Regions from separate parts of the Mus musculus genome. Here region 2 is linked to region 1. The links are chromatin loops, found by intact Hi-C in ENCODE. Cell type or tissue: left cerebral cortex. All regions are shown on one strand. Each heading gives the region's core, and the rest is flanking DNA. Links, peaks and the distances in the headings are about the cores only.

Region 1 (16,684 bases), core at 2,920-10,919:
TCCACACTTCAGTCTTCATTTTTCTTGAGTTTCATGTGTTTAGGAAATTGTATCTTATATCTTGGGTATCCTAAGTTTTGGGCTAATATCCACTTATCAGTGAGTACATATGGTGTGAGTTCCTTTGTGAATGTGTTACCTCACTCAGGATGATGCCCTCCAGGTCCATCCATTTGGCTAGGAATTTCATAAATTCATTCTTTTTAATAGCTGAGTAGTACTCCATTGTGTAAATGTACCACATTTTCTGTATCCATTCCTCTGTTGAGGGGCATCTGGGTTCTTTCCAGCATCTGGCTATTATAAATAAGGCTGCTATGAACATAGTGGAGCATGTGTCCTTCTTACCAGTCCTATCAGATCACAAAATAAATAACTTTACTTTTTATTGTAACCTTTTCCAGAGTCTTTCCCGGTCTCTCTGGCTTCTTGCCAGAAAGGAGTCTATAGGAGTGAGTTAGAACTTGAGTTTGATTAAGACCAAAGTGTTCATTTGTAAGCCTCCTTTTAGACATTTATAAGAAGCTAAAGTACCTGACAGCAGTCTCATGATTCTACAATGGACCACAGTGAATTTGCATACTTTAAGAAAAGCATTCATTACTATTGGTATCCTCTTGCCCAGCATCAGTTGTGTAAGGTAATGAGCAGAGTATCTACTTAAAGCATCCAGTTGCAACTAAGTGGGTTAAGTTAGTAAGTGACAAGGGACTGAGTGACTATGGGGACTGGGATTTAGATGTCCTCAGATCATGGGCTTGATCCCACCTGGGAGTGCAACTTAATGACTACTTGAGAAAATTTTAAGGATGGAAATGACTTATGGCACATTTGTCCTCTACTTTGGCAGTTCCCCAAGCCTGGATTGTGGGTCTCTGTCAGTACTAAAGACTATGAAGATCCCTGAGGCCAACAAAGCTGTCATAAACATATCAAGATGTTACAGGACTCTTTCTACAAGTTTGACATTTGTACTAATGATGCAAAATTAAAATCATATGAGTCAAAAGACTGGCAGTGGCCTCTAACTTATTCGTTATTTGCTATTTCTTCAACACCCCACCTTTTGACAAAGGGAAAATAAAAAAAAACATTGGATTTACTGGAAAATGGTTTTAATGAGAGTGTAGCAAGTTATCATTTTATAAAATCTAGACCTATGAATACACAGGCCATTACATTTTACTGAGAGAATGACAGGAACATTATCTGTATTCAGATTTGCATAACTGGCATACAATTTCTTAAAAGCACAAAAGCAGGTGTCTTCTTCTTTAAGGAAAGAACTTTACAAGTCTTTATTACCACTGATAAAATTGAACCTTTCAAATTAGGATTAGGCATTATGCGAACTTGAATTCACCACCATAAGAATGACAGCTTTCCAGTACATGAAAAACTAATCATGTGTGAAAGGTGATCTTATTAACAAGTGTTATTTTAATTTCCAGTTAAATTAGAACATTTCACAAGTACAGATAAGTCGATGAACCAATATTTTCCTAAAGACGAAAACATGAAGATTCAAAACAATTTTAGACTTAGAATTGATCCCTAATTTTAAGGAATTCCTTTTGATGGGTTTTTGGTACACTCTCAAAGAATATTGAAATTACCTATAGTGTCTGTTACAACATACTGTTGTTTCTAATGTACAGTGGGGTAAGGTTGGATTTTCTTCATATACTTCCACCCAAACTACATCTCAAAACAGATCAATGAGGGAGACAGACATGAGCATTCTGCTGTCTTCTATTAATCCAGACACCAAAAGACATTTGTTAAAGTATATAATAATGCCAAACTTGTCACAAAATGCAGATATTTTTAGAAAACCTTGATATTTGTTTTAATATGTTGTGGTTTTATGATACATTTTAATGATATACAGTTTCAATTTCTTCTGTGATAGACTTTGATAGATATAATTTATATTCATAAACAGTGTTTGACATATTCAATTGTTAAGGGTTTACAGGAATGCTGAAAGCAAAAGTGATATATCTATCTATTCATTTGTCTATCAAAACCCCGAATATTAAGCAGGCATGAAATCCATTCAGCTCTTTTAATTTTAATGAGTCTGTTTTAGCATCTTAAATACTGAGTGCAGAAAAACATACAAGTGACTAGAAAGCAACAAAGATATTCGTTGTAAAAATAAAAATATCAAGAGAAGAAGCATCGTAGCTTTTATTCAAAAATCCTTTGTGTGAATGAGTTCAAAGTTCAAAGTTAAAGTACAGTTTTGCAGCATGCAGTTTTAAAAAACAAACCAAGCTAAACCAGCTAAGCACAAGCAACTGAGGTCTTGTCTGCCCCCATAGTTCCGTTGGCTAGTTTGCTGGCAAGCCTCTCACATTTCCCAGGCCATTTAGCCCCTGAGGCTAGCCTGCACCTGATAAAATGATAGCACTAGAGACTTGTAATAACCAGTCGGATCCATAACAGTAAATCTCCAACCCCAAAATGCCTCCACAAAGAACACAAAACTCAAGCTGCACACCTAGACTGGGCAAATGTACCTTACAGTGCTTATTGCCCATCTATGAAATGCCTAGCTACTTGTGGCTCTTCCAGACCACGTGGGGAAGCTCTATCTTCTCCTGATTCCATCTTCTCTCTCTCTCTCTCTCTCTCTCTCTCTCTCTCTCTCTCTCTCTCTCTCTCTCTCTCTGTGTGTGTGTGTGTGTGTGTGTGTGTGTGTGTGTGTGTGTCACCTCTCTAAAACTTTCTGTGGGAAGCCGATAAATGCCATTACAAGATGGCACTGGTTTCAACAAGCTGACGCCCATGAATATGGGTAAACAACCAATGTGCGCATGTGCATAAGAGTTTGTGCTGAGTCATGGCCTGGCCCTAGGCATGTAAATGATGTACTGAAAGCATAACCAATCGGGTGTAGACACGCCTCTCCTAGGCCTATATAAGCAGCACCAGGATCTTTCCCCTTCACAATCAAGCTCTCCCAATAAACCTGTGCAGAAGAATCCTGTTGTGGCATCTCACTTGCTGGTGAGTCGGGCATCTACAACTTTCAGCTCCACTTTTCCCTTCTACTGCCCAATCACAGACCTATATTTTACCAGTTAAAAATGGAGAAGGTTCACATGAAATCACCTCAGTAAGTGACTCTCTCCTGGTCTGAGACAGCCCTTTTGTGAGAAGCAGAATTAGCATTAAAATACAAACAGCACCAAGGCAATCCAGAGCACAGTTTTATCTGTGTTCATATTGCTTTCTCATCATGGTAATGCTAAGAAGTCCTAGGTACAACAATTTCTGAGAATTGTTTGTTCTTTCCTAAAGGTTTTGGGGTAATTGGAACAAAATGTCTATATAGTGAATTCTATGACTCGTTTGATATGTGTGTGTATATGTATGTATGTATATATATATATATGTATATACACATACAAATATATATACCCTAAAGAGTCACCTGGCAGATCTCAGTGGCTGTGTTTGTAGTTCCTTCATATTTATGCTGGGCATCTTTGCAAGCTCAGGGCATTCAAGATAGCAGCCTCCTCACATATGTGCTCAGTCCCCAGACTCCCTTTTTTTTTTTTGCCTTGAGCTCTCTTTCCCCCTGATGAGTCCATAAGTTTCTGGCCAAAGGGCAGAGAACACATATGGCCCAGTGTCCTGTGTGAGACTGTTAAAAAAGGCACTGCATGGTTTTCAGATGTGTTGATAGACACAGATCCATTGATCAGGATGACAACTTTGATATTCCACCTTTCCAAGGGCTTTTCTTCCTAACTTGTCTCTCTGGCTTCTTGAGAGCCTCTCCCAATCAATTGTGTTCTAATGGTGCAGAAACCTCTTTGCACTTACACAAGGGTAAACTCATGTAAGGCATCCAGCTTTTTCCTCAGATCCTCATATAAGCTATTAAAACCATACAAATGTGGAGCAATATAGAGCTGTGTTTTTTATATGTACTGTTATTATTTAAATGTACTGTTTTTATTGTTATCTTTGGTAGTGCTGGGTAATCAAACAGAGCCTTCTACATGCTAGGCAACTTTCTATCATGTATCCACATCTAGATATGATACTTACAGGTTCCATCCAATATGGGTTCGTTTATGCCATTTTAGAAACTGAATCTCAAAGACCGTATTTCTTGGTAATGGTAATACCATGACAGTGTGACTTTGAGTAATAGATGCTTCAATCTAATACAGTAAAGATGGAATGATGTCAAAGAGGGCCTTTTTATGATTATGCACAAACTAAAGTCTCTGAAATAGAGATGGTCTATAAAGCACTTACATAATACTAAGGCAAGATTCTCTGAGTCAAGTGATAACTTTAAATAATGGAGTATCTTTTCATCACTCTAAACTATGATCAATTTTAAAGAAAGATTTTATTCCTGCAATGATGCTCACTCATAGAAGAATTCTGTATGTTGGTTTAGGGGGTGAACTCTACAGCAAGATAGGCACATAGTATGTACTGAAGATTTCCTGGGTAGTGTGTTTGGTATGTCTGAAGTATACAAACATATTGAAGAAGATATAAACAAAGTCTATTCAATTATCAAGACACCAACCTGCAAATAACTTTGCATGGGGAAATACACAAAAGGACCAGTAATTGTTTATCTAAAAGAAGGAAGGTGAAGGTCTGAACTGCTGTGAAATAGCAGATACAGTATCTTATGAATGAGAATTCTGTTGAGCTCTGAGTAGAACCAGCATGAAAAATTAACAATGTTCAAAAAGAAAGAGTCAGATAGTTTTAATAAATAGACTATATCTGAGCATGCTGTGATTGGTCCCCAGGATGCGAAGGTGCTTATCTATGGATGTATTTAAATAGTTCTTACCTTACTTTCTTTATGGAAGCCTCTATGTTATGGATTCTGCACGCATGGTAATGGAGTTTAAATCTTTACAGACATCTTCCAGACCTCTGATTCTTTGACCTAGTACATTATGTGTTTCTGATAACAGTGTGCATGTTTGCAGCACATGACTTTTCAGTGGTGTGTTTCCACCAAGGTCTCTCACCCCTCTGCCTTTCATTATGCTATTAACTTTCTCACATTTCTAGCTTTTTAGCTAGAGTTGTCTTCAACTTCTTTCCTCTCTTTTCTCTTTTTCTCCCCAAATCTAAGTGTTCAAAGTTCTGTCTGTCCTACCTCTGAGGTTTCTCATATACCTTCAGTCCTACAGAGATAGTCTCCCCATCAGATATGAAAGTCCATCTTCTCTCCGTTACAATCCATTATATTTTCCAGCAGATTATGTTTGGTCCTTCCATTAACTTTCCCAAAGGACTACTCTAGCAAATTTTTTCTTGATTATTTACAAATTTTCACAGTTTCCTTGGACTTCTACACTCTAACTTTGATGAATAAATATATGACTGGTTATCAACACTTGTTCATAATGTAGGCAAATTGATTACTTGTTGGCCCATTATGTTAACAGTTCCATTACAGAATTACGTTATCTCCCTTTTATCTCCTCTGACACATAATAAAGTTAGACAACTCCATTTTCGGTTGCTGTGGCATAATACTTGAGAATAATATCTTTATAAGAATAGTTTATAGCAGAAAGGGTTTATTTAGCTCATAATTTAGAAGGCTGAAAGTCAGCATGGAAAGGCTATATTAGGTTGACCTCTTGAAAAAAATCACCCTGGCTGGATTGTAGCTTGGGGTAAGGCATAAAGAAAGTTGGTTTCATGGGGGAATGGAGACAAGTGAGCCTGACTGTCACTTAATAACCACCTTCTATTGTGAGACATAACTCAATATATGACAACAGCTGATTCATCGCTCTGATGGCAGTGACCCAATAATCTAGTTATCCACTCTAGGCTCCATCTTCGGAAAGATTCTGTCTTCTCAACACCATGATATTGAGGGTCAAACTTTGAAAATATGGACCTGTGTGGGGTACTCAAATATACCCAAACCATTAGACACTCTTCACTGCATAAGCAATGTGACAGTGCTTTAAAACAGCTGCTTCTCTCCTATCCACGTGACTTGCTGGGCTTTCTTTGGCCTCTAAAATCCAAGAATACTTACATCCTTTTCTATCATGTCAGCTTCCATGGATAAACACTATCTAAGTTTCATGGTGGAACACTATCTGTTATTAAAATAAAATAACATTTTATAACATTTGGATTATAATTCCTTGGGAATGGAGACTATGGCCTCATTGCCCTGTGTACATTGCTTCTCACCCAGTAGTTTGGTGATGGATATTTAAGGAACTAATCATTGGCTAAATAGGTGAACAAATATCAAATGCATTTAATTCTTAATGTCCCTTATAAAGATAATGTGAGAGAGAATAATGCAGTGTGGTGGGGGTTGATTTCTTACTTTCCTTGGATGGCTCTGACCATCACTCAACTAGCTAGTTAGCAAGTTTATTGCCCCCAAAAGGAATGTAGTGATGGCATCTGCTTAACAACAAAATGTCAACAACTAACCAGGGGCTGGGAAAATAACTTCATGGTAAGAACACTCACTGTGCATGCACAAAGACAGAGTTCAGTTTCTGAACACCTACGTGAGAAGCCATATGGCCCTGGGTGTCTGTTACCCCAGCACTAGGAGGGGTAACAGGAACTAGAGGATTGTATGGGCTTGTTGGCTCACAGGTAACCTGTAAAAATTGGCAACCTCTAATGTCAGGGTTCAATGAGAGACCTTGTTTCAAGGGAATAAAACAAAAAATGTGATAAATCAGGATGTATGTCCAACTCCTCTGGCCTCTTTGGGTGTAGTCATGCATTCTCACACATACTGTGTACATACATGTATATGCTGCACATATATATACCACATGGGTCCATGTATCTCATGTGTACCGAGAGAGAGAGAGAGAGATGGGGGGGGGAGGGAGGGGAGGGGAGGAGAGGAGAGGAGAAGTGCACTTTAATCAAATTCAAGGAACCCACAAACCTTTAATGTTTTAATTTTCTCACAGGTATCTAGAGATAGGTTCACACCCCACCTGAGTTCCTGTGCAGGAGGTAAACACTCTAGAAAGACCCAGGGTATGCTGGACCCATTGGTTTCTTGAATTTATCACTCTACAGAGGCTAGATTCCCAAGTAAGTCTTTATGTACACAGCCTTTGACAATTAACCGAAAGTCTAAGGAGAAAGTAACCCTAAAGATGAGTGTGGGTTTTCACATCTGTGACTTTACTATTCTATCTCTTAATGATGATGAAGAAATAATTTCGAGTTCCAGGCAAGAATTTGGTTTCCATCTTGCTATGTAACTCAATTAAAAATCATTTTCTCAAAGTCTGGGGAAAATTTAATAATCCATCATTTTTCCTATCTTTGTGTTTAATATACAAGGGATTTTCCCTGAATATTTAGTAGATATTGGGTCTCAATGCTGAATATTTTACTTGCAGATTATATACGGGTGTGTGTAAGTTTTTCTATTTATTTGTCTTTATAACTTTAAATTATATAGCATAATTATTACCAGGTTGCAATTAGCTTTGTCGGTATCATTATTAGTGATATCGAAGAATTGTATTGTAAATTCTAAGACGGAATTAAACTTTTTTACTGATGATTTTTACTGCCACTAGATGGCAGTAGAGGCTAAGCTAGGAAATGAGAAACCTGCATAAAAGTTTGCCATGCCCACATCTTGAACAAAAGATTCTTATACATTCTCAGGATGGAAGATTTTCAATAGTCAAGGAAAGGCAGTAGTTATAAATGTAATTTTGCTATTTAGTTTTATCATATTCATAGGCAGACAATTTCAAGGAAAACACTGTCCAGTCTCAATATTCATTATAAAGCAACGTTGTTTTCAATCAACTTGAAAAAAAAAAGTATAAAATGTCTATATTCACGAAAACCTTCATAAATATTGCTAATACAATTCAATTCCAAAGTCATGTCCTTGTGTTGAATTTTCCAAGCAGTTCACTCCCCAAGCCCTTCTTCCTAAATTACTCTCATGCCAAGACTATTTGAATGTTATTTCCTCTCCAGTCCTTTGATAGATGGCAGGCAAAATCTCAGCAGTGGCAGCTGTGTTGACATGAACATTTGAATGTCAGCACCCTGTGTGTACACTACCCAGCTTCGATTTCCCACTTCCTCACGTCCTTTGCTCACCTCAAGCCAACAGGATCTAATGTGAGAACCATATGCTAGAGTGAAGTCTATACAAGGACAAACCTTCACCTAGTCACAAATGACTTCCCAATTCCCCAAGAGTCTTTGTAATTGTCATCTAAGGGATGCTGCCGCCTTAGTCTAGGAAAGCTGAAGTGAACAACTATGCACAACCCATAGAAAGAGACCACACCTACATATTTTCTCTCATCTCTATCCTGAGCACTTTAACTGGGTTAACCAGTTTGCCCCTTAATATCATCTGATCTTTGCTCTGCATTTTTTTGAACCCTATGGTCTTCTGAACACAAGGCTCCATTGTCTCTCTACCAATATAAACAGCATTTCCTTACCATCCAGATTCATTTTCTCAAGACCTATGCCTACTTTCCACAGTTCTGTCCCTGACAATCTTGTCTTTCTGTGGAGAAGGGGTACTGATTCATATAACACTTAAATTATATTATAGAATTCAAAGTTAGCTGGGAAGGAAAGGAGGAAGAGAGGAAAGAAATAAAGAGAGAAGGACACCTTAGGAGGTACTGTATGCAGCAGGCAATGTTCCCTCTTCATTGGGCTTATGTCTTTATGGAAAGTAGAGTCTGATAAAGAAAATCCGGATATTTTCTAGGACAGTCAAAGCCATTAGTACTGGTCTAGCCTGTTCTTAGATATAAAATGTCTTCCCGTGGAAAGATAGTAAACTTGAGGGGGAAAAGAGTGTCGAACGAGGAAACAGTACCTGAAATGGTTCAGGAGAATATGTGACATGGAAGGGAAAATGGCACAGAATCTTGCTCTCCTGAAGGAGCAGAGACAGTAAGGGTGTTGCTTATCACAGAGCAGCGGGTGTCTCGGATCTAGCACAGAGGTAGTTTTATATGAACCCTATGTTCTGATAATTAGTTACAGACAGACGTGCAATAAGACCAATGAGTCAGATATTGCACTGGTCCATGCAGAGAGACATGACTAGGAGTATTGGATTACAGACGTCAGTCACCATATCAGGGTGCTGCGGCTCCACGCTCGGGTTCTCAGGTCTGTGTGACAAAGTGCTTTTAGCTGCTGATCCATCTCCTTCAGCATGCTTGGAAATTTTTATTCAGTTTTTATTTGGTTTTTGCTTGTTTGCTTGTTTATGTTTTGTTTTCCTTTGGATTTGAGACATGACTTCTTTGTGTAACCCGGACTGTCCTGAAACTGACTCTGTAGGCCAGGTTGGCCTTGAACTCACAGAGATCCACCTGTCTCTGCGTCCTGAATGCTGGGATTAAAGGCATGCACTACTGTTTCCCTGCTGGGAATTTTAATTCTTGAAAACATATATATTTTTTTAAATTTTTACTAGAAATACTCACTGGAAAACAGAAGAGAATCTATCAGGAATTGCAGATCTTTGAGAAGAGCAGCAATGGCATAGGACAGGAAGCCCATCTGACAGAGTAGCTTCAGAGAAGATGATTGCAGGACTGGGAAGGGACACCGGAGGGCATCCTCCTTAGAGAATCAATGAGAGAAGTTTTAAAAAGAACAAAGTGCATCATGCCCCAGAGGCTCCAAAGGTGTTACATTGAGATATGCATCAGACATTTTCAATATACCGTTGCAAAATAAAGCTAACATTTTTTATTTCATTAAAAATATTCCAGGAGAACAGCTGTGGAAGATGAGGAGACAAATACAAAGGTAAAGATAATGTTTTTAAGAAACGTAGATGGAGAGAATAGGGTGGCCAAGAGGAGAAGATTTAACAAAAAGATAAAAAAAAGTACTTGGATAAATGTAAAAAAAATTGTCAGGCAAAAGTCAATGTTGTGGACATGTCTATAAACGCCAGCATTCGGAGAGCTAAACAGAGTCGGGGGCCACAAGTCGGAGAAAGCCTGAAGAGCAAAGCCAGACCCTATCTCAAGTTAACAAAACAGGACAAAATAAAAACAAAATCCAAACTACCCAGCTCGTTAAAAAAAGGAAATCAAGAAAAGAAAAATCAGTTCTGAAAAAGACATAACACCCAGAATACAAACCGTGTGTGTGTGTGTGTGTGTGTGTGTGTGCATATGGAGAGCAGAGGACAGCCTTGGGTATTGTTCCTGAGGCACTATAGTCCTGCCCTAGAACTTGCCAGCTAGGCTGTGCTGGCCAGGTCCCAAGCCCCAGAGACCTATCATTCTTCACTTCTTCAGAGCTGAGATTATCACACGTAGGACCACATCCACTTGAGAATGGACCTCAGATCTGGGTGTTTGTGAACAGGTACTTTACCAGCTGCGCCATCTCAACAATGTAAGTTTGGTTTTGGTTTCAGGTTTTTTTGTTTGTTTTTGTTTCATTATTGTTGATTTGATAAGAAAGTGCAGATTACCTTTTCCTTAAAAGATAATGAGGTGGGATGAGGTGAGGACATAGATCGAAACTGGAAGAGAAAACAGAAAATCAGGCACCCAGCTTTATTGCTACAAATGTCCACAGTGGGTGCGTAGGTCTAGTTTTGAACCTAGATGGGCTGGTGTTGGCTTAGCAGTGTTTATCCTGTCAGGCATAACTATCTCATACAGCTGGTGTAAGGTCTACCACTGCCTCTGTACTCGGAAAAGCCTTGCTGACTTACCTCCCTTGAATTGTACATTGAAACCCATCCTAATTCTCATGATTTTGCTCATCTTACTGAGGGAAACTGGTTTGTCACTAGTTTACTGAGTGCCTGCTTTCTGCCTGCTTTGTTCCCACATCTAGGTATCAGAAGATACCCAAAGAGAAGCAGCCCGGTTCTCATAATATGTTATAGCATACAGAGAGAGAAAGCTAAGAATTCTACTCTTGCAAATAATCCTGGATGTAATGTGACAGTCACCATGAGGTAAAGTCATGCTGTGTTCTAAAAGCATTTAGGAGGAGGTCTGGCTGGTTGGTACAGTCTCAGGTTAGGGGAAAGTATTCCTTAAAAATTGGCTTTGGAGTTAAGTCATTGATGAGCAAATTAGTATTAGCTGGTGAGAAGGAGGGGAGAAAACGCATATCCAAAATGTTTAGGATGACTAAGAGAAAATAACATAGAAGAACATAAAACTAAGAGAAAGTAACACAGAAGAACATAACTAAGAGAAAATAACATAGAAGAACATTTTGAAGAGAGTTTTGAAGTAATGTTCAAATCTTAGCACAGTAGTTTCTAACTTAAAGCCTAAGAGACTTATATAATCACCCCAGGCCTCCTGGAATTCTGGTATTCTCTCTAAGAGGGTTTACTGGGAAACCCTATTAAGTTTCAGGTTGATGAATTCTTATTAAAGAATAAGAATAAGATTTCTTTACCACTCTTTAAGTGAAGTAAACAACTCCCATACCTAAAGCTCAGGGAATATTGCAGAAGACAGGGCCAGAAGAACAGGAAGATAAGAGGAGTTGCTGGGAATTGTGTCTCCTAGCAATGTCAGATGCTAACACCCGTAAAGCCTCACTAACATAAACTCCTAAACACAAGGTGACCCAGGACAACAATAGCTATGCCAAAGTAGACAGGACAAAGAGGCATCAACTCTACACAAGGAACTATAGAAATGGTGAGGGAGGAGACATAGTCTCCCCAGGAAAGAAAAAGCACATCAATTAGTTATCCAACACCAAATGCTCAGTCCTGCAAGCATACATACAATTAAGATTATACAGACCGAACATGTCATTCTTAGGCATATCTATTTATTTATATATGCATGTAACAACAACTTAATAAAATACAAAGGTATATATTTTCAAGAGAGGAAAAATGGAAAGGCATATTGAAGGATTTGGAGCGAGGAAATGGAAGGGGAAGAGGAAATCGTATAATCTTTTATAATCTTAAAAAAATAGAAGAAATTAAGAACATATACAAGAGAGAGAGAACTCTGTTTCTTTTTCTGTTGGCCTTCTGTTGTACAATGGAAAGTATCCCCAGAAAGAATTTACGGGAGTCAAATAGTTTGCCGTGTGTACCAAACTGGACTTTACCTTAATGATAGTTGACAAAGGACTGAAAATAAATCACCATTTCCTGAGCACCTGCCTTAGTGCTGGGAGCTGTCTGCAGGGCAGAAGTCTACTATAGGAAGTGAAAATTAGGACTACAAGTTTTACATTTAAGATAGAAATAGGAAACAGAAAGAGAGAAGATAGTTTCCACTTGTCTTCTGATATAATACTGGAAACTACTGACATTTGGCCCTGAATACACTTTATTGCTGGGTGCGGATCATATCTTCTATGTTGTAAGACATTTATAAGCACCCCGTGCCTCTTATTGCTAAATTCCAATAGTAGCCCATCCCCTAATCATGGCAATCAAAAATATTTCTAGGTGTTATCAAAGGCCTCCTCTGCAACTCATAGTTCCTAACAGTGTCCCAAAATGAGACAACTGCTTTACTGAGCACCACTAGGCATGGGAATGATAGTGACCACTTAAAAGAAAGAAGACAGTCCACACAATCAACTAAGTGGGGCTTATAGAGGTTCAGAGAGACTGAAGCGGCAATCACAGGGTCTGAGCTAGTACTTTTGTATGTATGTCCTGATTGTTTAGCTTGTGGTTCCTGTGGGATTCTTTGCAGTGGGGGTGGGGAGTATCTCTGACTATTTTGCCTGCTCTTGGGTCCGTTTTCCTCATACTAACTTGCCTGTCCAGCCTTGATATGTGGGTTTGTGCCTAGTCTTATTGCAACTTGTTATGGCATATTTGGTTGATATCCCTGGAAGACATGCTTTTTTTCTAAAGGGAAGGGAAGGAGCAGTGGACTTGGGGAACAAAGGAAAGAGCAGAAGTGCTGGGAAGAATGGAGGGAGGGGAGGGAGCAGAGGTTACTGTCAGGATATATTGTATGAGAAAAAACAAACAAAAGGAAGAAAGAGGTAATGAATTGCTGCAGTGGTGGTCAAAGATATTAGAGTTCTCTTCAGTCCTTACTTTTAGTGATGGTAGATTCTTCAACTGCTGCAAGCACTACATTATAAAGGACAAAGTCATTTTAAATCATTAGAGAGTTCTTTCTCTGTATGTAAAAAATGAAAAGGTGGGCGCCTGGACTGGACAACAACCTACAAGACTGAACCCAAGTGCGCTGGTTCAGTCTGTGTATTTTGCTCCCACACTGTCTGTCTAGCTGCTGTGTGACTATTGTGTAATTTTCAATGAAACAGATTCTGTGATTCCTTCCTCCGTAAGCAGTGACGGCTTGCTCTCTATACTTGAGGTCATGAAACTCAACCCCCTTTTATTGCTTGGCACCAATACAGTGGGCCCTCAACCTTCATTTTAACAATTATCTTACCAAAGAAAAGAAATCCATATAAAATTTGATTGTTAATGTAATCTCAGTTACTGTATAATATTGTATCTCATAGCCACAAAGACTATTTATTACATTTTATCCTGAAGCTCACATTATTTGCTCAGGATAAAATGTAAAAAAAAAAAACAAAAAAACAAAAAAGCAAAAACAAACAAACAAAAAAAAAACCTGTGGACTTCAAACTATCTGACAAGACTTGGAAGCATTGGGAAGGGATATGTTATATGCATATATATTCTGTGCTGAAGATGAAACCCAAAGCTGTTCATGTGCCAGAGAAGTGGTCTTTTCCCACATTTATCATTCCTATTTTTAACAAACATATATTTACAATTATAATTATATATTTATTATATTTAATTTGTATTTGATATTAATATTATTGTACTTTGTTTTTTGTACTTTGTCTTATGCACAGAAAACTTTAAGTTAATATATTAATAGATAAATAATATTTAATACAGACACACACAAGGAATCTATGTAAAGAGAGTAAGAGACTGTGGAGTACTCAGCTCTAAACCACACTCCTTTACCACATGCCCTCCCCCAAGGCTCGGGGATTATCACAGAATAGGCGCAGAAGTAGAAGTCATCTGAAGGGGAATAGTATTTGCTGAACACTGCAGAGCCATTGCACACATAAACTCCCAGTTGCTGTGGCTATGTGCATTAGACCTACACAAGATACTAGCGGCTAAAATCCCAGCACAGAAAGAGAAAAGGCTCAAGAAGCCCCTCTCCTGGCTGAGGAGCCATGTTGCAATTGACGGCTGCTGGTGTCATAATAATCAGGACTTTAAAGGGGAGAGATTGAGATTTGAATATTCATGCTTGAAATTCTCAAACAATAAAAAAAATGTAATTTTCAGGAAGTTAACAATATATAAAATCATTATGCCATCATTTTCCTTTTCCCTGTCATGCATTAAAAGGGAATTTAGCTATACAGAGCTCAGGGTTTAAGGTAGTAGGAGAGAGGCTACTGAACATATAGCCTCATCGTCCTTTTCTGCCAAACAAAGTCTGAAAAGTGAACACTGAGTGTTCCCTCTTAGCATTATATGGTGGCTTGAATGAGAATTGCCCCAGAAGCTCATATGCTTGAATACTTGATCTTCAGTTGGTGGAATTGTTTGGGAAGGATTAGAAGTGACTTTATTGGAGGTGTTACTGGGGACTAGTTTTGAAGTTCCAAAATACTCACTCCAATCCCAGGGTCCCTAAATCTGCTTCATGGCTATTTTCCAAGATATTAGCTCTCAGCTTCTGCTCCAGAACCATGCCTAACTGCTTCTATGCTCTCCACTACAATGGTCATGGACTTTAATCCTCTGAAACTGTCAACCAGAAATAAACACTTTCTTTTTAAAAAGATGTGCTATCACAGCAATAGAAATATAACTCAGTTCAATAATTTCTTCTTTAAAAAAACTAATTTTGAATAAATTGAAATAAAAGTTTCTATTTCAAACTAATAGAATAAAAAAAAAAGAAAATTCCAGAAAGAAATAGAAGATGGTCTCTTTGTTAATCTCATGAAGTAACATTATATGGTTTCCATCTTGGTAGATCAGAGGCTTCTCTAGTCTCAGTCTCCATATGAGCCAATATCCACAATGAGTCTCCTCCAACATATCACATATGTTCTACTGACTCTATCTTCCTGTATAGTTCTGATGCAGAACTCCCAGACATCCAGATGACCCGACAAAACACTTCACAAACCTAGGGTGTATAGTGGACTCCAGAATCACAGGACGTAACCTCTTGGAAAAAGAGATAGGTCAGGCCCTTTGGAACTCCCTCATCCTTTGTCATAAAACAAAAGTAAATTCCCAAAACAAACAAACACCCCCGGTCTTCTCAAAAATGTAGGCTATTGCATGAAGATGAAAATACAGAAGTGGATGCTCACAGTCATCTATTGGATGGAACACAGAATCCCCACCCCCAATGAAGGAGCTAGAGAAAGTACCCAAGGAGCTAAAGGGGTCTGCAACCTTATAGGAAGAACAACAATATGAACTAACCAGTACCCCACCCCCCACCCCAAGAGCTTGTGTCTCTAATTGCATATGTAACAGAGGGTGGCCTAGTCAGCAATCAATGGGTGGAGAGGCCCTTGGTCTTGTGAAGATTATATGTCCCAATACAGGGGAATGTCAGGGCCAGGAAGTAGGAGTGGGTGGGTTAGGGAGCAGGGCAGGGGGAGGATATAGGAGACTTTTGGAGAGGAAACTCGGGAAGGGGATAACATTTGAAATGTAAATGAAGAAAATATCTAATAAAGTTTTTTAAAAAAAAACATAAAAAAGTGAATATCCAAGAGATGGTAAATCAATTTTGGAGCAACATTAAAGAATTTTTTGAAACTACAAAGACTTTCTGAAAGCCTACTAAATCTTTACCTAGAGGCACTAACAGATAAAAGAGCATGGGGTTGGAGAATGATAAAACTACTAAAAAATGGTCTGAGTCTAACAAAAGAAATGTTGTTTGAGACATAATTATTTGCTATGGATGATCGTTCATGTTTGTAATACCAGAACTTTAAGAGGAAGGACTGAGCAATATAATGAGTCCCTGAATCCAAAATTAGTAACTTTAATGTAAAGTTTTTAAAAAATTATGTTTTATGATCTTCTCTAGACTTGGTACTCTCAAGGTCAAGTATTTTGCTATGCTTGTTACAGTGAAGTCTAATGTTGGGTCTCCTGGTCTCACTAAGCACAATGAATTCCTAGAGCAAAGACATGATACCCTACGAATGTATAAGAATACTTTTTCCTTTGACTCTCTTTTATCTGCTGAGGGGAATCATAGGATATCTCTTTTGTTTCCCCAACCTCTAAGTAGCAATGATATTCTATGCAATCACTTATTAAATATGCTATCCTTTTCTTCATTTTAATTACATTACTTTGATAAAATTTATTGAAAAATGTGTTCAGACAATGTATGATCATCATTTTCCCCTTTTCCGATTCCTGCCAGATCTTCCTGACCCCCCCTCCCACCTGATGTTTTATTCTTATTTTACAAATAAATCATTATGTTTATCTTGTGTTAGCCTACTACTCCTGGGCATGGGGCCAGTCCTGAAGAGTTATTGATAAACTCAGTGAGACCTCATTGGAGAAAACTAATGCTTGTCTGTTTGTTTTCTTTGCCAGAAAATATCAATTTCAGATAGCTTCTTGGTTAGAAATTGGTCCGTG
Region 2 (16,684 bases), core at 3,287-11,286, 1.4 Mb after region 1:
TTTGAGCAGCAAATATCGAAATGTGATGGGGACAGCAGAATTCATTGCAGTAAACCAGAGTCTCCAGTGAGAACTATTATGTAAAGATGAAGGTACAAACTACGATTATAAAATGGGATTTCATGAATGCCAGGCTGGGAACATAAAACTTAAAGCTCTTGCTGTGTGAAGTCAAGAACAAAAACAAATTGAAAAAGTGTACATTAATACTTTCTTTTTATATCCACTGTCTTTTTGACAACATGAAGAATTCTAGCAGCTGTTGTAAAGGACATTACGACTTTAACTGTGAGGACAGAAACTTTTCCTCCCTTGTTTATGGCCTATAGCTTGTAGGTAGGCACAGAGATGCTTCCTAGCTGCTAACATATATGAATGTAGTAAACATTTCAAGGAAATTTTCTTAGAGCCTTTATTCTTTTATACAAATGTATAAAGTGTGTTTTAAACACGAGTTATGTCTTCTTTGTATGGGAATGTGACTTGCTTTCTCTGTGAAAATTTTACATCAAAAATGAATCTGAAAAAGGACAGATAGGGATCGACATTTAGAATGCATTCCTTATGATGACTGCTATGTTATTTTTATTGCTGTAACTAATCAGTATGACCAAAAAGCAAATTGGAGAAAGAGTTTAGTCTGCTTACACTTTCTCCTTGGTGTTCATCACCAAAAAACGTGAGGACAGGCACTCAAGCAGGCCCAGAACCTGAAACTACAAAGGATGTTTTTACTGACTTGCTCCTCAGGGCTTACTCAGCCTGCTGTCTTACAGAAAATAGGACCGCCAGCCAAGGGATGGCATTACACATGGGCTAGGTCCTGCCCCATTGATCACTAATTTAGAAACTGCCTTACTGCTGGATTTCATGAAGCATTACCTCAACTTAGACTCCTTACTCCTTGATGACGCTAGCTTGTGTCAAGTTGACACCAAACCAGCCAGTACAACTGTTCGAATTCAGCTTCCAAAATCCTTTAGTCTTGTCTTCACAGGATGGTTGAGCTCAATTGCACACTAGAAATACCAAAAACTAACCAGGACGTTGCCAAGAAACTGAGGGTAAGTGAAACAAAACAGATCTGTCTTCATGCAGTTTCTGTACTTTGAGGAGAGAGACATATGTCAACTACATTTAGGGTCTTTTGTTGCTGTTTGGTTTGGGTTTGGTTTGAGTTTTCCCATACCTGTGACAATACTTTTGACAAAAGCAAGGGAGAGAGGATTTATTTCAGTTCATGCTTTTAGAATTTAAGCTCAGTCCATGTTGGCAAGAGTTCATGCAAGCAGGCAGCAGAGAACACTCTTGGAACTCTAGGCAGCTATAACCTTAAAAGGCATGCCCACCCACTACTTCTTCCAGCCACGTCCCACCTCATAAAGGCTTAGTAGTCTTCAAAATAGTACCACAAGATGTAGACCAAGTGCTCAAAACATGAGCCTTTGTGGCTCATTACTCATTCAAGTCATTGCACTAACTAACTAACTAACTGTACATATATATATATATATATATATATATATATATATATATATATATGGATATTGGTGATGATGTCAAGTACAAATTCAGAGCAATTCTCTTCCATGTAACAAGTAAATTAAATTAAAATCTGTTTTGGTTTTGTTTGCCATGGGGCTTGAAATGAAATCCTGGAATCCTTGTGAACATGATCTCTGTGTCTACAGCCTAAGGCAAGCTGTTTAATTTGTTTACCTTTCATTTTTCCCGTATTAAAAATGCAAGTGACAGTGCATGAGGAGGTTTATGAGGGAGGGAAAGTGAGATAACGTATCTGGAAACACTTAGCAGTCGCCAAAAAATATTAAATACCAAAACATATTGGTTATTGCTAGTCTTAAAACAGTGTCTCATAGTAATCTGCATTCCTCATGCTAGATGATACAGCATATGATTAATCAAATAGTCCTTAAAGACAGCAATGTCAACAATGATTTGTGCTTGTAATAAATGTTTACTAGCCCACTCTAGGAAACTCACTAGTTAATACTCTGGAGGTAGGACAAAAAGATGCAGTTAAAATTGAGTAAGAGAAATTGTAAGATGACTTTCAACCAACATTGTTATTAGGTAGACTTACAAGGATGTGAGCTAGGCATTCTGAATCTGGCTGTGGATCTGGGAGCAGAAGGAAAGGTTAGATGAAGGCAGAAGAGAAGAGTGATCCAAAAAGCACATATCAACCACACACACCTGACTCTGAGCAATGTTGGTTTGTGTATCAGAAGAAACAACCATGACAACAACTCAAAAAGATGTCACAGACTGCCCCTGTTCAGGGCACTATGAGAGTGATCATCCTGGGCTACTTGAGTTCATCTTCAAAATAACAATAGGCACAGACATATAAACAATCCTGAGCCCCAAGTCCTTAAATGATCTACTTGTCATAGATACCTACATGTATATCACCTGAAAAAAAAAATGTGTCAGCTGCTAATAACATTTGCTTCTTTTCCAGAGGACTGTAGTTCAGTTCCCAGAAACCATCATGGGTAATTTATAACTCTGAGGATCTGATATTCCTATAACTACAGCTCTAATGCTTCCCACGTCATGTTCTCACTTCCGCAGTCACATGTAATCATATTCACAAAGTCAGATAGTGATACATATTTTTATAATGTAAATATAAAAACGTAAATGTGTATAAAAACCTGCACACAATTCTATTTATAAAGGGTAAAAGAAAACAGCACCTGAGATGCCCTTGAACTTGTGTCTAAGGAGAGATAGTGATAAATGTGAGCAACAACAGGGGGTGATGGGGTGAAGAAACAACAAAAGCATGATGTTCTATAGAGGAGGGCATAAGTGAAAAGTGAAAATCCACCATGCTTTGAAGCTATGGGACACTCTTAGAAGGTGGAGACAGGAACAATTCAGTCATCACCAGAGCTTTGGTAAGCTGGATGAACAGATATAAGAAAGAGGATTTATTAAAGTACCTGAGATTGCTCTTCATGATGTTGCAAGAAGGGACACATGTCATTCTACATTTGTCAGAACTCAGAAGTCGAGTAATACCAAATGAGGAGCCTAAAGTGAGTGATGACCTTTCAGTAATGATGCTGCATGAATAGCAGTGAGGGATTAAAATAAATGTCTCACTGTTTGGGGGTGTTTGTAGTGGGGGAGACGGGTAAAAAAAGATGAAAGTAGGTACTGTCTGCCAAATTGATCCATAAACCTAAAACTGCACAAATACATACACACATTTACTCTAAAAAAATAATAAGCTTTATTGCCTGGAAACTGCAAATGGTCAATGAGAAAAGTCAGGCTTTTCCTTCGGACTTTCTTATCACAGCGCTGTTTTCTGTTTATGAAACAACTATTTCTAAGGGATTAAAATGAAATTCAGAATCAAAGATGTTTGAAGTTTCCAAGTAATTGAATGATACTTATGTGTGGAGAGCATGATTCAAAATTGCAAGGCAGCTTTTAATCAGGGTATCTTCACATGAGCAGAACCCGGTGCAACAAGGACTTTGCACTGTGCTTCACGGCCCCAAGCTCACAAGCATTTCAGATCCTTTATCTGGCTAAAAGGCTGTTCCTCTTTGCCTACTGTTCATGATGCATAAGGCTCCACAGACTGTCCTAATCCTTTACACAGGTAAGATCTGCACATAGATTCTGATAAACTACAAGATCTTTGAACTGCCTATAGAGTCTGGACACCTTTACAGCTAAAATGTGGGGCTGTGGGTGTGTGGGAAAGAGGGGAATGGGAAAGAACCCGAGTCCTACCAGAGTTCTGGTGCTCTGAGTGGGCAGACACGGGAAGACTGCGCACACTTGCCACACAGCCTCAGGTGGGCATCTGGCTGTGTTAAGCCACTGACACCACACAGCGGGTGGTGGACAAGGGGCAGCCCCAGGTACCAGGTTCTCAATCTCCAGCATCCATAGGATACATAGGAGGAGCTGAGAAAAGAATAGGGGCCCTGGGGCAGCACTCTGCCCTGCAGATAAGAGAAGACAGGGCAGACAGAGAGGGTGGGGCTGGGTGGTTCCCACACAGGCGAGAATCCTTGGTCAGGTCCATAGCTGGAGCACAGGAAGGCCTTCAGGAGGCCTCTTAGATTCTGCTAGTTAGGAGAAATCATATCCCATCGTTCAAGCACAGTGGCCCTTCATGATCAGAGACAATCTATGGTTTTAGAACTTTATTGTAGAAAGACATGGGGAAAGAGACAAGGTAGAAAGAGAGAGGGAGAGGCCAGCCATGGCCATGTGGAGAGAAGGGGGAAGAGAGAGAGAGAAGGAAGGCTAGAGAGTAAGAGAGGTAAAAGCTTAGAGAGAGAGAGGTGGCGCCAAGCAGCCCCTCTTATAGTGGGCTGGGCTATCTTGTTGTTGCTAGGTAACTGTGGGGAGGAGTCTAGCCAGAATGCCAGAAGCTTGGGACATTGTCTATGTGACTGATAGCCACATGCTTTTCTTTGGGGGCTGTGGTGGCAGTAACTTCGACAGAAGCCAGGGGTCCAGGAGACACAATCAAAAGCCTTCAGTTCCATGTTGGTGGAAATTACCACCCACTGAGTCCCACCAGGGTTCAAGACCTAAGCTCAACTGGAGACCAGGCTGTCTGTGCATAGCCCATTGCCCCACAGTAAAGTATTGTAACTGACCTTTCAATGACCTCTACATGGCAGCCCAGCCTCATCTATTTATCAGGTGAAGGGTGTAAAGGTAATGTCACAAAACTCTCGGTGTCCCAGTACCTGCAAAAGTGCACAGTTCCAGCAATCAACAATCTATGATTCCAAGGATTCTGATGCTAAGCTTAAAGACTAGAAATCAAAAGGGTAGCTAATATTTGTTTAGATATCTATGTGTATAGCAGTGCTCTGATTATAGTTCAAGTAGTAACTCATTTTGCCTATACACACACACACACACACACACACACACACACACACACACACACACCTTGAAAGGAAAGTTGAACAACTGTTCCCATTTTGAAGATGAGAAAATGAATATACACAAAGGTTAACTAACTTATCATGGTCTTCTGGAAATGGAGAAAATCCACAAACGATGTTCAAGCTGCATCCATTTATAATGCATTTACCTGCTCACACTCAGTGCACTAAGATTTAAGAATAAAGATACAGGTGTTAGCAGGATAAGTTGACTGTTTTCAGGAAAACCCCATGATTTGAAATACTCTGGGAAAGAGAAGAGGTATCTAAGGGTTTTGTTCAGTTCACACATCTCTTTTTTACAAGCATCCAGTCTAAAGGCAGCGAGAACATGAAAGAATTTCAGTTTACTAGGTTACATGGCTCAGGACCCAGTTTCATGGAGAAGTACACTGGAATTGTTATTTGTGACCTATAGATTCCCAGGCCCAGGTCTGCATTGTAAAGGAGATGTTAGAGCAATCACCAGAAGAGTGGTTCTCAAAGTGGCTTCCCCATCTGAAGCATCAACATTGCCTGAGGACTTCAGAGAATTGTGCATCCTCTGGCCTCATCTCAGATGTGCTGCACAGAGTGGACGGTAATGGTGGAGTCTACTATGTGTGTCTGGACAAAGAAGTATGCCAAGTGACTCTGTTTTAGAACAGAATTTAAGAACCACTACCCTATAGGGTCTCCATATTCAATCGTCCTCCTCTTTTCCAAGATTGTCTTCTTGATATCAATATGTGGCCTTCTGTGAAGCTCCTGAGCTTTCCAATTCTGAGACACACCCACTTGGGATAGTGACATGTGAATGGATGGGAAGACCTGGGCTTGGGGTTTTTGTTGTTGTTTGTTTGTTTGATATATATATCAATATATCAAGAATGCTTATCGTCATTGTCATCGTAGAGTTTGTCCTCCTCCTCTTCCTTCTCTTCCTCCTCCCCCTCCCTCTTCTCTTTCTCCTCCTTTTCGTCCTCCCTCCGCCTCCTCTCCCTTTTTTCTTCCTTTAAATATGTCAGTGGAAAACAAAACCATTATGCCAAATTCTTTGAAGTCCGGAAATATGATTCTACTCAAACCCTAATTTTTGGAGCAGCCTTGTCTCTAGCACGGAGAAATACCAGCTAAATCAAATAAGCAAAAGCATTTCTGACTTCATTATCCCCAGAGGCGCTTTGAGAAGCTAGCAAAGTAACCTCACAGGAACTTCAGAATTTTTCTTTCCTCCGATTTCCATGTGGATAGCATGTTAAACAGCGATGCAAGCGATTGTTTTCAGTCTCAAGTCCTCCACGTCACAAGACAAAGATGTTGCAGATGCATTTTGCCCGGTTATGCAGTAGCTTCTGAAGCCAATTCTAAAGGCAATTGTGTTCCTCACACGCCCTCTTGTGGCTGCTCTTGGGTAATGCAGTCAGGAAGGCCCTCAAAACCTTTTTTTTTTTCCCTCCAATTTTTTTATTAGGTATTTACTTCATTTACATTTCAAATGCTATCCCCAAAGTCCCCTATACCCCGCCCCGCTCCCCAACCCACCCACTCCCACTTCTTGGCCCTGGTGTTTCCCCAGTACTGGGGCATATAAAGTTTGCAAGACCAAAGGGCCTCTCTTCCCAATGATGGCCGACTAGGCCATCTTCTGCTACATATGCAGCTAGAGACAAGAGCTCTGGGGGTGCTGGTTAGTTCATATTGTTGTTCCACCTCTAGGGTTGCAGGCCCCTTCAGCTCCTAAACCACTTTTTCTTATTAAAGCTTCACTTAGGGAATTAAATATCTAAGAATTCAATATTTCGAAAGTTTATTTGTTCATAAATTATGTGTTCCTTGGTACTAGAAGAATCTGTTGAGCTATACTTTCAAAAAATGTTGGCAGATACGAACCAACTAATTCTGTTCTTTAAGAAAAGTAGAAAGTAAAATATGTGTCTTTTTTTTTTCAAAGTACAATGAAGGAAGCTGCAAGTATACAAAAGAAAACAAACTGATTTTTTCTAGTACTGTGTTTCCATGAGAAGCAAAACAAAAGATTTTATGTCAGCAATGGGATTATAGAGCAGTAAAAAGCTGTGTGTGTGTGTGTGTGTGTGTGTGTTTGTGTACAGGTGTGTATGTCTCTGTTTGGTTGTGTACAGGTGTGTATCTGTGTCTGACTGTGTACAGGTGTGTGTGTGTGTGTGTGTGTATGTGTGTGTGCCTTTGAATTCACTGACATTAGTTATATTTATTAGGGTTCTATCAGTAATCATAAATTACTTCATACTGTTGGTACATTTGAAAATCAATGTTCCCTACTGGATCCTACACTGAACTGGGATTTCATCATGACATTCCATGGCTAGGCAGAAAGGAACTTGAGACTCCCCTCCTCCCAACCACTGTTATTCTGCTGAAGTGTGCTTCTCCTTCCCCACTCACCTAAGGGCTGGGGAGCTCCCAGCCCGTTTTGCTGGTGAGTGTGAGACCGAGCATGGTGATTCATCTGCAGCTTCACTTCTCCACTTTCATGAACAAGTCTGCCGAAGGCTATATACACTCCTCATAGAAACAGGACCTAACTCACTGCTCAGTGTGCTCTAGATAATCACTTCTACAAATAGATATCAATGAAAGTTTAATAATGGGAAGATTGCATTAATTATTCAGTTTTTCTAATTTTCCACAAATAAAAAGGGGATCATATGATGCTAGCCAAAAATTTCCAGCACAAGAAAATACACAGGTGGGTGAGGGATTAAGAGGCACATAAGATCTGGAGCAGCATGTCTTACCTTGGGCACTGCTTACTGTTTGAATTGGTCATTTATTGATGTGTTGTTGTTTAATGAACATGTGGTATCCTGCAGCAGCTAGGTACAAGTTGTGCTACCCCCAAGTAACAACAAAAATAGAAAATTGTTCAAGGGACTTTGCCGACAACATCGCCCCCAGGTGAAAACCATTGATTTGGAGGAGGGGTTTTGCTAGAGAAACTGTTAGATATTTCGGTGAATGAACAAAAAGGAAATGGAAACCATCTGATTCTGGAGCACTGTGCATGAGGAAGAGCAGAGAGAAAGGGTTTGGAGCTTGGCAATATCAAAATGCAAATCCTGTGATGTGACCTCAGGCATCTTCAATTTATACACAATTACTGTAGGTCTTAAAAATAACACTATCAATATAACAATCCATAACATTAGTTGTAGTAATATGTAAATTTTTTATAATTTTATTATTACTACAAAATATGTTGTGAACTAGTCAATATACTAAATTCTTTAATTTAATTTAATTTAACAACACTAGTAGACAGAGTCTTTTTCACCCAGACGTTTCCAGAAATAAGGCATAATGTCTTTGCAATCCTTTCAAAGATTCCGTTGAACCAGGTGATGTGTCAGGTGGAAAAAGTCCTGACCTTGAAGTTCTCTGAGAGTGGTGTCATCTGCTGGGAAACTGCCCAGAAGTGAGAGACAGCATTGGACATAGGGCAGAAGACTGGTAATCTTTGACCTTTAAACTCTCTAACTATGGTGAATGCTGAAACTGCTGGTTTCTTAAAAATGTGTGAACTTTCTTACTTATTTTGAGGTTAACACCTTATAGCAGGGAATTATGTAAAGAGGTCCTTATGAACCCATAAGGGTTTATTTGTTTTGTTTTGTTTTTCTCTACAGGAATTTGCCTGTGCTCTATAGCTGGGAGTTTATTTAACTCTTTTTGTCAGCTAAAGAAAGTCACTTGCAGGAAGAAAAAAAGGACACTTAAAATGGACACTTTGAAAAGATATTCTAATCTTTATTTCTAAGAAAAAAATTAGGGGAGGGAGAATCCATTAAACTGTCTAAATCACTCTTCTGTGAGTTCTCTAAGTTCCTAGTTGTTCCTTCTTAGTTCTTAGTTGTGGGAACTAAAAGGGGGGCAGGGGGGAAGAGAGGATAACCCATGTGGCCAGAGTTTCTCCTAGGCTCTGGGCAGGTGGACGTGGGAGGGCTTCCAGATGCTTTCCACTTGGCCCTGGGTGGGCATCTAAGCCACTGACCCACTCGACAGGCGTGGACAAGGGGCAGCCCCTGACTGGGGACCCAGGGCCAACACCCTGTAGCCCCGGAGTTATGGGAGAGAGGGCTGAGGGAGAGAAGTTCCCACACAGGCAAGAGTAAGCACAATGGGCCTTGATGAACAGACAGTCTATGGTTTTAGAACTTTATTGAAGAAAGGCAGGGGGAAAGAGAAAAGGTAAAAGAGAAAGAGACTGGCCATAGCCAAGAGGAGAAAATAGGGAAAAGGAGAGAGAGAGAAGAAAGGCTAGAGAGAAAGAGGGAGAGAGAGTAAGAGAGTGAGAGGACAGAGGAGAGTAAGGGGAGTAAGAGCAAGATAGTGAGGAGAGGCCAAACAGCCCCTCTTAAGGTATGCTGTTATCTTTACTGTTACTAGGTAGTTGGGGAGGAGTTTAGCCTGAAGGTCAGAAGCTTGGGACATTGTCTACATAACTACTAACCATGCTTCTCTTGTGGTGGCTGAGGGGGTGGTAACTTCCACAAGAGCCAGGGTTCCAGGAGACATGAGAGAACTCCTTCCATCCCATGTAGGTGAACTCTCACCACCAGGTCTTGGGGTTCAACATCTAGACTCAGCTGGAAACCAGGCTGTCTGTACATAGCACAATGCCCCACACTTAGTTCCTTTTTTATCTATATTACTTTATAATCTTTATTATTATTATTATTACTATTATTATTATTATTATTTACATTTCAGATTTTATTCCCCCACCTTGGTCCACCCTCTTGACTGTTCCACATCCCATAACACCTCCCCATCCCCTGTCTCCATGAGGATGTTAACATCCTCCCCGACCCCCACCCCACCTGACCTCTAAAATCTCTGGGGTTGCCAGTCTCTTGAAGGTTAGGTGCATCATCTCTGGTTGAACACAGACCCAACAGTCCTCTGCTGTATATGCATTGAGGGCCTCATATTATCTGGTATATGCTGCCTTTTTTGATGGTCCAGTGTTTAAGAGATCTCGGGGATCCAGATTAATTGAGACTGCTGGTGCTCCTACAGGGTCACCCTCCTCCTCAACTTCTTTCAGCTTTTCCCTAGTTCAACAACCGGGGTGAGCAGCTTCTGACTATTGTTTGGGTGCAAATATCTCATTCAGCTGCTTGTTGGGTCTTCTGCAGGGCAGTCATGCTAAGTCCCTTTTTGGTAGCACTTCATAGCCTCAGTAAGAATGTCAGGCCTTGGAACCTCCCCTTGAGTTGGATTCCAGTTTGGGCCTGTTGCTAGACCTCCTTTTCCTCAGGATCCTCTCCATTATCATCCCTGCAGTTCTTTCAGACAGGAATAATTATGGGTCAGAGGTTTGACTGGGAGGCAACCCTCACCCTCATTTGATGCCCTGTCTTCCTGCTGGAGGTGGGCTCTATAAGTTACCTCTCCCTGCTGTCAGGCATTTCATCTCAGGTCCCTCCCTTTGAGTCCTGAGAGTCTCTTACCTCCCAGGTCTCTGGTGCATTCTGGAGGGTTCTGCCAACCTCCTACCTTCCGAGATTGCATGTTTTCGTTCTTTCTACAGGCCCTCAGGGCTTCAGTCCTTTTGCTTACCCATTACTAGATAAAATTCCCCTCTACTCCCCACCACTTTCCCTCCCTCCCTCCCTCCCTCTCTTCTTCCCTCCCTCCCAACTTGTGATTGCTTTCTTTTCCCTCCCAAGTGAGACTGAGGTATCCTCTCTTGGGCCCATCAGCTTGTTATCCTTTTTGAGTTCTGAGGACTGTATCTTGGGTATTCTGTACATTTTGTTCTTTTCTTTTCTTTTCTTTTTAAATATTTTTTGGCTAATATCCACATACTAGTGAGTACATACTATTCATGTCCTTTTGGGTCTGTGTTACCACACTCAGGATATTTTCTAGTTCCATTCATTTGCCTGCAAAACTCAGGATGTCTTCGTTCTTAATAGCTGAGTAGGATTCCATTGTGTAAATGAACCACATTTTCTATATCCATTCTTCTGTCATATGATAGCTGGGTTGTTTCCAGCTTCTGGCTATGACAAATAAGGCCACTATGAACATAGTGGAACATGTGCCCCATTTGTGACATGGTGACATGGTGGTACACCTTTTGTGTATATTCCCAAGAGTGGTGTTGCTGGGTCTTCAGGTAGATCTATTTCCAATTTTCTGAGGCACCTCCAGATTGATTTCCAGAAAGGTTGTACCACTTTCCAATTCCACCAGCAATGGATGAGTGTTCCTCTTTCTCCATATCCCAACTAACATGTGTTGTCACCTGAGGTTTTGATCTTAGACATTCTGATGGGTATAAGGTGGAATCTTAGGGTCATTTTGATTTGCATTTCTCTGATCACTAAGGACTTTGAATATTTCTTTAGGTGTTTCTCAGCCATTTGCGATTCCTCTGCTGTGAATTCTCAGTTTAGTTCTATACCCTGTTTTTTGATTAGGTTGTTTGGGTTTTTGTTGGTTAGCTTCTTGATTTCTTTATATACTTTGGATATTAGCCCTCTATTGGACTTGGGGTTAGTGAAGATTTTTTCTAATCTGTAGGTTGCCGATTTGTCTTATTGACTGTATCCTTTGCCTTACAGAAGCTTTCCAGTTTCATGAGGTCCCATTTATCAATTCTTAATCTTAGAGGGTGAGCCATTGGAGTTCTGTTTAGGAAATTTCCCCGTGTGCCAATGAGTTCAAGGCTCTTTTCCACTTTCTCTTATACTAGATACAGTGTATCTGGTTTTATGTTGAGGTACTTGATCCACTTGGACTTGAGCATTGTGGAAGGTGACAAATATGGGTCTATTTTTGTTTCTTATATATTTTCTCAGAATGTATGAATACATGGCATCTAACTCAGAAGTTCACTATGAGTTTAAACATAAATTCGAATCATAAATTGAATAGGAAGTTTACAACATAGATATTTATATGTGTTTTCATACCTAGACATCTATTTTGTGTCACTAATTCTTCAGGTTCATTGAAAGTTAAAAACCATAATTTGTGTGACTAAGTTGGCATTGAGACTTTGTTGTAGATAGACCCAGTCTTTTTCTTCCTGGGGCTGGAGAGGTAGCTAAGATGTATAAGAAAGAATATTACTCTTGCAAAGGACCTAAGCTCAGTTTCCAATACCCATGTTGGCCAACTCTCAATCATGTGAAACTCTAGCTCCAGAAAATCTGATTCCCTCTTCTGGACTCCATGGTTATCTTGACCCATATATACATTGATATACAGGCACACACACACACACACACACACACACACACACACACACACACATCTAATTAAGAATAAAACAAAATATTTTAAAATTATATTTTTCCCCTAGAATCCAGGGAAATTATTCAGCAGCTAAGAATATACACTGTTCTTGTATCTATAATGAGCAACGTATTACTACTTCTAGCTCCAATGCCAGGCAGCCAATGCTCACTTCTACTTTGCCTAGGCACTAGATATGCATGTGGATTTATATATATTGTTATATAACATTATTATACATCCATATATTAAACTCATACAGGTACACAAATACTAAATAAATAAATAAATAAATAATCAAAATGAAATACTACTCATTTTCTAAAATATTCTTATTCTAATCTCTTCATATTTTGTATTTCTTCCTTTCTAGTATTATGGAGCCCTAGTTTCAAAATGGTAAGCTCAGAGCAGGATGAAAACATATGATTTTAAAGATTTTACCATTGCCACTGCCTATATATATATATATATATATATATATATATATATATATATATTTCACTAATATATTTTAATGAAGACATACGGAATCATCAGTTCTTGGCTCTTTTACCAATAAAACATAAGTTCATATGATTCAGATGAAAACTCTACACTCATGGTGGTGCCAGTGCTGGATTCAAGACCCTGGGACATCAGAATCCACCTCAGTTGGGCATCTCATAACAAAGAAGTCTGATATTCTGTGAACATTGACTGATTTTTTTTTCACTAACCAATAATTTCTCTTTGACTTATTTACTGTTTGATACTTTTTCAATTTTCAGTATCTAGGGAATTTGACCACCACCAAACAGTATAGAATTGTGGTTAAAACAACCAGTTAAAACAAAAAGTTAGTTTATTTCAGCAAACTATATGCTGAATGTAAGGTATTAGGTTAGGTACTCAATAAATACAAAATCATATTATATAGCTTTTGGTTCAAATCACACATAGCCATACTGTTCTAAAACTATCAAGCTAACATGATTAAGGACAATGGCACAGAGGAAAAAAAAACATGACTGACTCATTTAAAAAAATATTACATAAATAAAAAACTGCGCTGCCAGCACTTTGTAGAGTTCTGGGGAAGCTACAATAGGGAAAGTTAGGACTCTTGGGACAGCAAGGACCTTGTGGGCTTTTGAAGACTGGGACACTCACATATGTAGTCAGCTGATAATTTAAACAACAGAGATTCATTCCTCCAACAGATTTGGAGCCAGCTTTCTGCCAAGCCTTCGCTGGGAAGTACTACAAAATTAATCAGGTTGAGTTGCCTGTTGCTCCACAGGCCAGAATCATTGCAGATTGTTTGGGAAGAATAATGGTTTAGAGAGTGCACAGAGCACTAAAATAACTGGAGAAGTCTATTGCCAGATTTTCCCTGTCCAATCACATTAGAGAAGTGGGAGACCTGTGATTGGACAGGGAAAGGGAGGCAGAGCTAAGAGTGGGAGGGAGAAAGAGCATCTGAGAGTAGGAGAAGAAGAACCATAGCAGCAAAAGTGTACCCGCATGGCGTTTTCCATCCACGAGTATCTATGATTTCACAAGGTTAGAAATAGTGGGATTAAGCTTTTATCATTATCAATTGGCTCTGCAATTATTGTAATGGTATCTTGTAAATTGTGATATTATTGATACATAAATCTGGCTGGTTAATTAAGCACTAAGAGTCTGATTTTGCCTGGTTACTGGGTATTGTGTTATCAAACCACGAGAATGATGGATCTATTTGTTTACTGGAGTGTAGTACGGCTGGTTACAGGGGATTATAGCAGAGAGGGAACTAGTGGCTCGTGGGACAACTGAGCCAGATGTTGCAGAGGCTAGCCACTGAGATTTAGCAAGCCAGGAAGAGTGGAAGCATGGACAGCGTGGAGAGTTGGCAGGTTTTTGGTTTTTTAAATATTTCCTACAATAGAAGTCTTCTTGAATAATAATGAGACTTGACTTTGTTCTTCAACAAACAATATAGAATACCATTAAATTAATTCTCCAAGACAGCAATAAACAAAGACATTCATCTCTTATTAGCTGCAAAGACATCCAAAGAAAAACATAATTACACATTTTAATGTATGCTTTCATATTCTTATCAACCTTGGCAGTGTTGGAAGCTTGGTATTTCTATTTCATTTACTTTAGAAAACTAAGCTAAAAGTAACCTCAAATTTGAAAACATTCCTTATAAGGATTCTGTAAAATTATGGTAAAAAGCCAAAGTCCTGAATATAGCTAAGGTTGAGTTGGTTTCCTTTCAATGGTTTTTCAATGTCTCGATTTTCAGACCTTAAAATCTTAGACTTTTCAATAAAGCAGAGGATATTTGGCACAGAGAAATGATTCTCTGTAACTAAAGTAACAAAAGGAGAAGGCTGATAGTAGACTTCCAGAGTACAACTGCTACCAGTCATCTTTAGCATAGTTAAGTAAGCAATCCAAAGAAAAATAAAATAAATTTATTTTGAATTCCTAACACAATCACTATGAAAGACCTGGTTAGATCAAACTGCCCCCCCCCCACTTCTTTTAGTAATGGTTCATTGTGCTAATAAGAATCCCAGCAACCAGCCCCCTCTCCCACTGAAGAACACCTTTCCACAATATAATTTACATGGTATTAGAAACTATCGTTTTATCTGCAAACTAAACAAGATGGAATTATGTCAGCTCAAGTCTCTATAGACAAGGTATGTCAAAAAGATAAATTACATAATTTACATTTGCATACCTTTGCATTTTTAATATTGTTAAACTCTTTGCATTTCTAATCATAGTTGCATTTTAAATATTGAATTCATTTTTAATTTCAGTGGTAAAATGACATGATAAATTAGGAAAAGATGGACACGGGACATGTTCAGAGCCTCTGCTTTTGCCTCTGCTGCAATAGAAGACATTTTCCTTCCCATGACACCCAAGTACCAAAAGCTAATCTCTACTGGTTATTCATTTGGTACATCTTAGTGTTTCTAGAAATAATTCTTCTGCTCTCTTCTTCAAACAAATTATATATCTCTGTTCCACCACTATGCCACATCTTGCTAACAAAAACAGTGGTTGGTCTGTGTCAACATAACCCCTTGCCATGAGAACAATATGCCCCAGAGAGGGGCTATTTCTGCAGTTATGATATAGAAATGAGGTAGGGCTGCAAATGGCCTACAGAATAAAGTAGATATTTAGCCAACTCACTGATGACTTTGTTTTTTTTTTTTTTTTTTTTTATGTAAGAAATAAAGAAATACTTACTAGGAGACCAGGAAACTTAGGAAGTGGGAAAAATTATCAAGAGTATATATACTATATGATCATTTCATATGTACTATACAACTAAACAAAATACTGTCATCTTGTCTCAACTACATTAGATTTAACAACTCATTTCTCTAGTATTTTTTTTTACAACACAGTAGTAGTTTAAACACTTTTAGAATCCTGCTATGGTTTGAGCACCCTCTAAATATCAGTGAATTAAAGGCCTTGATACTCATAACTATGCTGTTAGAATACATTTAAAAGGTGAAGTCACCAATGGGATGTCCGATCCCTTGAGTGGGATCATAATATCTCATAAAATTTTTACAAGTTTGCAGTTAATTCACCAAAATAGTATGATACAATGTCAATGCAGAAAAGTCATTTGTAATTCTATAGATTCACAAAGGAAATTAGAAAAGCAGTTTCATTTTCAGTAATTTCAAGCAGAATAAAATGCTTAGGGGTTAACTTAAACAAGAAGTTGAAAAACATGTTCACTGAATGTGAGAGACCAAACTGTGGGAAACTAGGTCCCTCCAGTAACTCTCACCCTAAAGATCCAGCTGACCCTTTGAAGGGAATTATGCCACCCCCTCCTTCATTGCCTCCACCTGGCGCCTGAGACTGCCAGTTTCACTCCCTCCTTCATTTGGTGCCTATAACTGCTTAGATTAAGGCAGCTTCACCTCCTCCTCCATGTCTCCGTTTGGTGCCTGGGACTGTTTATGGCATTCCAAGATAAACTGCAGAATGTTTGAAGGCCGCCCGGGACTGTTAGGTGTTGCGTCCAACTCAACCAGCAAGGAAAACGCAACCACTGGTTCTTCTTAAAGCAGTTTACTCAGGCAGCTTCTCTCTTCAAATCCCCTGAAACTCGGGGTACAAGCATTTTTATCCACTCAAGCCACAACCACGCCTCAACCAATCACCACAGGTCACATCACCTCACCAGGCAGGCTTGCTCAGCTAATCAGGGACTAAGGGCAAACCATCCACCAAATATGGGTTTGTTTACTGCCTGGCACAGATTTCCGTCCGGCTGGCCAGGGAGTCTGGAATGGCTTCCCACAATTCCCTCTTTTATATTCTTTTGAAGCAAGCTCTGTGGGTGAAGATAGAGGTCTGATCCCCAGTGTGCAGAAATAGGGGCCATGTACAGAAATGACTCTTAGGCTCACAGGTTTTTACCCAGAGCAACCCTGACC

What was found. Peaks named below come from ENCODE experiments on the same cell type or tissue, not always from the same donor. Only the 100,000 strongest peaks of a DNase experiment are listed, where the experiment ranks them.
Region 2: a loop joins it to region 1, with 11 times the contacts of the local background. A loop is called at or near these places in 22 of 42 quality-filtered maps.

Annotation. Positions count from the first base shown.
Region 1 is chr3:17,815,815-17,832,498 of GRCm38, reverse strand. Gm42187 (a long non-coding RNA gene) reads right to left here and starts at 13,771. Exons shown (of 2, transcript XR_880675.3): 1 at 9,495-13,771. In left cerebral cortex, for the core only: CTCF peaks have their summits at 7,592 (motif pointing right) and 9,608 (motif pointing right); DNase peaks (open chromatin) are centred at 7,610 and 9,633.
Region 2 is chr3:16,456,201-16,472,884 of GRCm38, reverse strand. No RefSeq gene overlaps it. Among named protein-coding and RNA genes, the nearest start is that of Ythdf3, 280 kb to the right of the region's middle. In left cerebral cortex, for the core only: a CTCF peak has its summit at 6,333 (motif pointing left); DNase peaks (open chromatin) are centred at 5,740 and 6,277; H3K4me3 peaks cover 479 bases; H3K27ac peaks cover 387 bases.